Regions from separate parts of the Homo sapiens genome. Here region 2 is linked to region 1. Evidence: chromatin loops called from intact Hi-C (ENCODE). Cell type or tissue: PC-3. All regions are shown on one strand. Links, peaks and the distances in the headings refer to the core of each region. The heading gives the core; the rest is flanking DNA.

Region 1 (4,409 bases), core at 171-4,170:
CACCACAGTGTCTTCCAGTAGTAGGTGGCAAGTAACTTATTTATCAACTTGTCTATTGACTAATAAGACCACGTAGATATCACCCTCTTATCAGGTGAAAAGAAATTTCCTTGAAATCTCACTTTATGAGATAGCTAAGTAAATTCCACTCACTCCATATGTGAATGTTCTGCTTTCCTGAATCTGATTAGGTTACAAGTTGTAAGGGCAGGACTCATTTTTTGGGTAATTATAGCTTTAAACGCACTCAGATGGCTATTACACACTAGCCATATCCAATAGATATAATAAATAATTAATTGAACAAATAAATAAATAAATAAATAAATAAATAAAAATTACAGCCCATAAAAGCTCCTCATTAACTTTCCCAGTACTAACCTACCTCTTGCAATTAATTTTACATTTTCTTGTTTCTCCTTTATTAAGTAAGCTGAAATGAAATAGAAATGATATAATTGTTTTTCTTTCTCATTTGGAGAAATACTCATGCAGTCTCAGTCCTCAGAGCATACAGAAAATGAGACTAGATGAGCTCCATTTGATACAGAAATAACAGAATTCTGAACAATAATGGAATCACATTTATTCCAGTGAATATATGTATACCCATTCCAATGCAGAAAATATTATAATTCTCATAAATTTAAAAAAATAAAAGATATTTATTTTGTCATTACAGAAGTATTCCAGAGGAAAAATTAGGATTTACTCCTCTTTTGTAATCACTATTATGTGAGGCTTCCTCAACAGTAAGCCCACCTCCTTTTAGTGAGGAAAAGTGCATATGAGCATCCCTGCTGTAGGTTCTTATCTTGAAGATAACTTTTCTCTTCCATACCCAAATTGCTAGTGTTATACAGTCCGAGGATGAGGTATGGGAACCCAAACATGAAGTTGTCAGTGTGTCTTACAGGAAAAGTACTAAGTGAATGATTCTGTCTATTCTGTGGAGGCCAAGTGATGTAATCTTTAGAAAAAATAGACATGATGTGATATTATTTGGGGGATTTTGTAAACCTTAAGGATATATGGTAGCGATAGTGGACAATGTTTCTCAGAGACATCTTTCCTCAGTACTAGTTTTGAGAGCTCTCCTACAGAAAGATGTGGGTCCACAGGCCAAGGATACACTCTACCCCAGTCCTAACTCTATTGTCAGATCATGAATTATCCATGCAGGAATATGTCTTTCAAGTACATTGTTTTGGATTCCTGAGAGCTTTAAATACAATTCAATCATTATTATTTTTCTAATCCAAAAATCAGTAGAGTGAATAATGGCCCACAAAATTCATCTAAAGGGATCTTGACTTGATTAAAATGACTCACTCAGGTTCATATAAATGTCTTGCACATAATTTCATTTTGAATTGGCAATGTGGCAATGTAGCACAAAGAGAACTGGACTAGAGGTTAGGAGAGCTGATTAAGGCTGGAATCTTCTTCAGTGAGGTGTGTGAACATAGCAAAATTAATACTTTCTGAACCCCAGCTTTCCTTATATTTATAGTGAAAGAATTATAAAAGACAAGGTCCATTATACCTCCAAGGTTCAGTCTAGCTCTTAAATTTATACTTTATATGACATTTCTGGGCTCTCTCAGAAAAGAGATTTTGTCTCACTATCCTTGGGATGAAAATAGGATACTTTCTTTTCTTTCATCTCTCCATTTGTCAGAGACAAAAAAAATCATCTCTCTCTTCTTAATGTTCTGTCTTAGTCTAGGCCACACTGTGGACAGAACAACATTGTCAGTTAGGGAACCGTGATTGGCTACACTCACCCTCTCTCTAAGCTGGTTTGCTAAAGGGAAGGCTTTGTCTCAAAATGGATGGCTATCAGTATGGTAGGTTTATCCAAAAAAAAAAAAAAAACCTCAGCAAGTTTATGTAAACACTGTGGTACTCAATGAAGGAAGTGCTGAGAGGGTAACAACATCTGACGAATGGGTAAATTTTCTGGAATCTCGCAAGGCTTTGAACATAGCTCTCCCTGGTGGAGACTGCCTGAGCCGACCTGATGTTGTTTTTCCTCATGGTTGGCAGTTATAGAGTGCAGTGGAACAATCAGTTCCTTGGTTATCCTCCAAGGTGAGCAAGGTCAGTTTTAAACAGCTTTGCTGTCAGGGAGCCTCATATTTTACTCTAGTCTCCTAACCTCACAAATCTTGAGGCTGGCACTGAAGTCAATGAGCCCTCTGCAGCCTGATTCCCCACAGCGACTTCTCTCTTCTTACAAACAATGCCTCATCTTGGTTCTGCACACCTGCACAGGTTTTTAGGGAGCAGGACTGCAATTAGTCAATGCAGCCATAATTCAACCGTTATAAAGTATTTGCTTTCACCAGGGTCCTTTTTGTACAGTCTCATATTAAGCATCCACCACAGGAAAATTGCCCTTGAATGTTTGGTCCTTCATCAGCATTAAACTACAGAGCTGACTTTGAATTTTGTCAAACGATTGTCATAGGACAGGGTGAGATTACATAGTCTTTTGCTTATTAGCATTTCATTTAGAACATTACCATATCAAATTGGCTTAATTCTCTTCAGGGTATAAATATTTAAATTTTACAAATTCCAATTATGTTCCTTGCCCCCATTTTGTTCTTCCCACAAGAAAAAAATAAATAAATAAACATGATTCAGAGTGTCTGTTAATCTCACTTAAGGCAAGGAGGAGCCTGAAGATGAACCGTTCATGAAATGACAGATGTCCTAAGAAAGAAAACATCTCCAAAATAAGACCATTTTACTCCCATTTCTTTCAGTGACATGGATGTTTCCAACTAAAATTATATTCAGCATTTTATTTCAATTAAGTAAGCTAGTGATATTGTTTGCAAATAGGTCCTGGTTAATATGGAGTTAAGTTCCTTGAAAATACAGCAGAACCCTTTTTGGGTGTGCCCTGATGATCCTCATCTGCTCCCTACGTGTCACTGACTTCTTTAGATTGTTATCAGGAAATTAGACACTCCATTGAAACAATCCTGGGAAAATAATTCAAGAATCTGGTTTTCATTTTCACTTCTGCTCCTAGAACATTGGACCAGCAGTGCTGGTCCTGTGAAGGACTTGTGTTTGTATGGATGGGACATTGCATAGACCAGCTTAGCAAGACTAATTGATGGTTCAAGTTCTCTGAAGTATAGTTAGTGGCCAGAGGTTGGACTAGAAGGAAGAGAATAAGCAATTTGTTTGTCCAGGTTTTGATTTGCCTGACCAGGTGTGTCCATTTTCTCATGGTTAATGCCTGCGTCAACAGCACTGAGAAGCAACTAAACATTAAAGATTTATGAAGAAAACATTTCATAACCTATGAAGAATTTTACAAACTCTTGGATAGATGAGTCATTGTGGCATTCCACATCTAATGCTATGAGTTGCTTTCCCTGTTCCCTCGTTTCCTTGTTGCATGTAGCCATATAATAAATAGAACTGAGCTGCGTGGTGACCCATGGGATAATTATAAATATAGTAATGATTGTCTTTGGTTTATCTGACAGACAAAATATGGAGAAATGTGATTATTGTACTGTGTTAAAATTGTTCTGTGCTAAGGGGCTGAAGGAGAAGTACAAACACCTTTGAGTACGGCCTTACCCGAAAGGCGTGATCATTCATCATTCTTTTTTTTCTTTTTTTTTTTTTTGAGATGGAGTCTCACTCTGTCACCCAGGCTGGAGTGCAATGGTGCAATCTTGGCTTACTGCGACCTCTGCCTCCCGGGTTCACACGATTCTCCTGCCTCAGCCTCCCGAATAGCTGGGACTACAGTGCACATCCCCACACCCGGCTAATTTTTTGTATTTTTAGTAGAGACAGGGTTTCACCGTGTTGGCCAGACTGGTCTCAAACTCCTGATCTCGTGATCTGCCTGCCTTGGCCTCCCAAAGTGTTGGGATTACAGGCGTGAGCCATCACGCCTGGCCAAGGTGGGATTATTCTTATTGTGAATCTACTGGAGAATCTACATTTGTTACAAAAAAGACAAAAATTCAGAGGGTCCACCCAAGGTGGGCTTAGAATTTGAATCTGTCTGCCTTTGTCTTGATTAAAAATGTATCATGATATTCAGGATAGAAAATTTATACTTTAGGTGGAGGCCTTGTCTCTCTCCAAACTTTTCTATAATGACTCTGAAGTATTTCTCAAAATGCAGTTCTTATGTCAATCATCTATGATGACTAGTTCCCAGTAGCCTTCTGGATAAAAATCTAAAGTATTAATCATGGCACCTCAGACCACAGACTAGCTCTTTAATGTCATCTCTTCTCTCTGGCCCTCTCATGCATTATTTTCTAGTTACATTGAACTGTCTATTATATCTTGGCTACTACATTTCTCATCTCCTTGTATTTGGATTTGTGATTCCTACACTCTGTAAACCTATTTTACAAATT
Region 2 (4,409 bases), core at 267-4,266, 63 kb before region 1:
GTTTTAATGGATTATTGCTATACTACCCCATCAGGAAACCCAAATGATGACATTCGATATGATCTTTTCCTTAGGTAAGACTTAGCTGTCTAAGTATTATATTGATACCAATGACCCAGTTGTAGATAATTGAAATGGAATATCTAAGTCAGATAAATTATAAAGCACTATTATAGCTTTTGAATTTCAAGTTTTACATTTTGAACTTTGAGTCCTTATAAAGCTGAAAGTATAAAATTTGAGAGCAGTTATCAACACAAAATGCTGATAAGGCTATTGTTGAATCAGAGTTCTAAGTAAGTTATGTCCACCAAAGATGTTTTATTCATGTTTAGGAATATGGGAATATTTCACTGTCTTAGGAAACGCATAGTTAGGATATTATTCGCAGGAAAAGAAATGCAATAGAGGTTACTATTTATCTGCAACTAGACTGTCTCATATGTCAAAAGGAGAGTAAAATTAAAGTAATGGTCTGGATAATTTAGACCCCAAAATACTTTTGTTCATTTATCAGTATTTAGTATAAAACTATAATATAACCTACCACTCCTTTTCTTATTAGAGCCAATAACTTCATCCTCCTTCCCCAATAGACAGTGATATAGAGTGAATGTAATATATATCTGGGAAAAAAGGACATTGATCATAAAACCATTCAATCATCTCAGTTCCTTTTCAGCATTTTTTATCTGACAGCTGAACAGACTTGAGAGTCAAGCAATGTCTTCTAATCATGCTTATAAATTGCAATTGGCTCAGCTCACTGCAGCTAATTGACACATGATGGAAGTAATATAATGGGAAACCAAAAGAATACACTTTATTGGCTAATCAAGGGCAAGATGATGTTCAGAGGGTATGGTCAAACTGTTATTCTTACATATCCTATTTCTGGAAATGTTAATTTGAGCAACATTTTTGGGAAAAATTGTCAGTATGTATCAAAATACTTAAAAATTTCATATTCTTTGATTCTAGCTTTACAAATTGGGAAATATAGTTTAAAATATTTATGACATTCTGGTCTATCAGTGATATTTAAAATAGTAAAACATGGGAACAAATTATACATTCAGCAATAAGGAAATAGCTAGGTGAATTATGGACAACCAGTAAGTTGAGAGTCCATACAGGCACTACAATCATATAAAGTTATGTATTAGATAGAAAAAAATGGTTGGCTTTCTCCTACCTTCTCCCTTTCTGTCCTATTGGTATTTCTATCTTTGAAAATAATTGATTCTTTAACATTTAAAGGTATTAAAATATCAAGGAAAAGGAACCTAATATATAATTGTGTATATAATGAACTTCATTTATATAACAGAAAAGACTGTAAAGAGAAACAGCAAAAGGCTCACAGTGGTTTTTTATGCTTGGTAGGGTTATGGATTTTTTTTGACATTTCTCTTATTTTCCCAAACTTCTATAATCCTCATATATTGATAATCTGGAATATGATCATCAGACTTCTAGTGTGAATATAGAAGCAGCTTAGTTCTGAATCTTTTCAGTTTTCTTATTGGAAACCATTCAGAGTGAAATGCATAACTAAAGAAAAAAAATTTCCCAAATGTCCTTTTTTGTGAATCTAGGAGGAAAAGAAAACCTAGAAATTCTAAAGTAAATGCTAGTGTTGGTGAAAACAGTTAAGATCAAGAGAAAATGTTGTAAAAAGCAGTGTAGAAGAGGTGGTAAGGAAGGCAAGGAAGAAAAGTGGGTGCTGAGGGGGTCTTAAGGGAGTCAGCTCCCAGAAGCAGCTGGAGAAATACACACCTAGAAGGAAAGGGCACTACTTTGAATGGAAACTGCTATCCCCAGGGCTGGGGAATCTGAAGAAAAAACAGTAGAGAATGCTCAGAGCCTCAGAAGTGGCAGATCTCATAAAGTACCAGGAAAAGTATACCTTCTAAAGGTAAAGGAATCGCCTGGGAAGGCAGGGGCTCTGTCCTTGGTGGCAAGGCTGGTGAATAAACCTCAGGAACCCAGGGCTGATGGTAGAACCCTGTGAATATCTTTTAAGTTCAGTCAGCTGCACAGTTCTGCTATATTCAAAGAAAGTTGTTATTGAAAAACAGAGGAGGGAGCCCTTGAGTTGGGGAAACCCTTAAGGAAGGTATTTACCATTCCACATTGCCTTAGGGGTCCTAAAAATTTTAGGTTTAGGGAAATCCAACTCTTTCAAACTTGAATGATAAACAGATGCAGGTATTTCTTGCAGTGTTCCAATATTCTACAGGAAAAATATCGAAAATGGCAGAAAAGAAAATTTAAAGGTGAATTAAACTCACCAGAAAAATGCTGCCATGGAATATATAATATATACATTCCCACATTAATTTTTAAAAAGCAAAAAGCATCATGGTTATGAAGATAGAATTATGAGAACTTAGGTAAGTAAGGATAGGACAGTAAAAGCCATGGCTATGGAAATGTGTAAAGGAAACTGGGATAAGTGAAAATAAACAGAAATACAAAAAAATGTGTGAGAGGAAGGGACATGTAATTAGAAGGCATTCAAAGGAGTGCAGATCACAGCAGAAACAGTGTGGGACATGAAAGATAAGTATAAGAAATACAAATAAAAATAAACAAATATGAAGGAAAATAAAAAGAGGATTAAGTAAGAAAGATAGAAATAAAAAGGTGAGAAAGGGAATTCGATATATGTATAATATGCATAATTAGAATTGTCCCCCCAAAAGCCAAAATAATAGAACACATTGTTTAAAAATATAATCCAGGAACACTTTCCTAAATTAAAAAAAAATCTTACATTGATATAATGAAATGATGCCCTGGATGAAATTGAAGATTTCATTAAGTGGAAACCAGGGGAAATATAAAAAGACATAGAAATAAAATTTAAAAATTAGAATTTTACCTCTTACAAAACTTACTTCTGGTGGCCAACAAGTAAGTAAGGAAGTAAGGATACAGAAAATCTAAACGACATACGCAATAAGCTATATACAGAGAGACAGCAATTTATAACGATATCAAAAACCAGAAAGTCCTCACCACTTGGAAGTTGTAAAACCCATAAATAAGACTTGTATCAAAAATGAAAATATGAACCAATGTTTTGGAAGAAGTTAAGAAAAAGTTGGTTCCTTGAAAAAATACATTAATAGAGAATCACAAGCTAATCACGTCAAGAAAAAAAGGGATAAATGACAAATACAAAAAGATAAGCCGGGAATCAACATGGAAATGAGCAGAGTATGGTTCTATCAGATATCACAATCAATAAAATGTCACAATTATTAAAGGAATGTGATATTATGCAAAGCTAGACACATAGACAAAAGTCACAGAACAGTAAACTGAGAAATAGATCCCCAAACATATGGGAATTTAGTGTAAGATAGAGTGTGGTACCACAAATCAGTGGGATAAGTAGATTTTTTAAAACAGTGTTGGACATGGATAACAGTAAGATAAAAAATAGTATTGGACCTATACTTCACTCAATATACCATAATAAAACCTAAATAGATTATTAATTTAAAGGTAAAAACTACAACTTTAAAACTGGTAGAATAAAACAAGAGAAATACCTTTAAAACTTTGGAGTAAGGAAACTGGCTTCAGTGTAAATACTAGAAGCCACAAAATAACATATTGAAAATTTAACTACGTAAGAATAAAACTGTACACACACACACACACACACACACACACACACACACACACGGAATGTCCAAAGCCAAATAACAAAGGGAAACAATTTGCAACTTATATAACAACCAGTAACCACTTTTCTTAATACATAAAAGAACTCATAAGAATCAGAAAGAAAATGGCCAAGAACACAACAGAATTGATCAAAAGACACAAACCATTTTCAGATAAAGAAATGCAAATGACTATAAGGTATGTGAAGATACACAAACTCATTAATTATAAGAAAATACAAGTTAAAATTATAGGGTGATAGTTCATTTTTACTCTCAAATAGGGAATAATAAAAAATTTGATCCATACATTTCGCTGATGTAGCTCTGGAGAAGTAAGCATTGTTTTCATATATTGCTTGTGAAGTCCAAAATTGAATAATATTTATATAGGGCAAAGTGACAATATCTATTAAATGATTATATGGATGTATTCTGTAGTTAATCCTGTACATGTTCAACATGATATATTGTAAGATTATTCATTATTAGTTTTTAAAAAGCAAAAGATTCAAAAACAATGCATGTACATAAATAGGAAACTGATTAAATAAACTCTGAAACATGTCCATGATGAAATACTATACAGCTGTGGAAAAAAATGAGGAAGCTCTCTAAATATTGATACGGAAAGATCTCTAACACTGCTAAATCTTTAAAAGGCGAGGTACCACATAGTGTAGACAATATGCTATCATTTGTTTAAGGAGGGAGGACAATAAGAATACA

Evidence for each region. Hi-C counts contacts between places; a loop is a spot of excess contacts. Peaks named below come from ENCODE experiments on the same cell type or tissue, not always from the same donor. Only the 100,000 strongest peaks of a DNase experiment are listed, where the experiment ranks them.
Region 2: a loop joins it to region 1, with 5 times the contacts of the local background. A loop is called at or near these places in 13 of 110 quality-filtered maps.

What each region holds. Positions count from the first base shown.
Region 1 is chr3:102,527,662-102,532,070 of GRCh38, forward strand. No RefSeq gene overlaps it. Among named protein-coding and RNA genes, the nearest start is that of ZPLD1, 95 kb to the left of the region's middle. In PC-3, for the core only: a CTCF peak has its summit at 2,007 (motif pointing left); DNase peaks (open chromatin) are centred at 1,980 and 3,250; H3K4me3 peaks cover 432 bases; H3K27ac peaks cover 3,300 bases.
Region 2 is chr3:102,464,178-102,468,586 of GRCh38, forward strand. It overlaps ZPLD1 (zona pellucida like domain containing 1), which reads left to right. Exons shown (of 12, transcript NM_001329788.2): 8 at 1-74. Among named protein-coding and RNA genes, the nearest start is that of ZPLD1, 31 kb to the left of the region's middle. In PC-3, for the core only: CTCF peaks have their summits at 2,105 and 2,305; no DNase peak of the experiment used is centred there.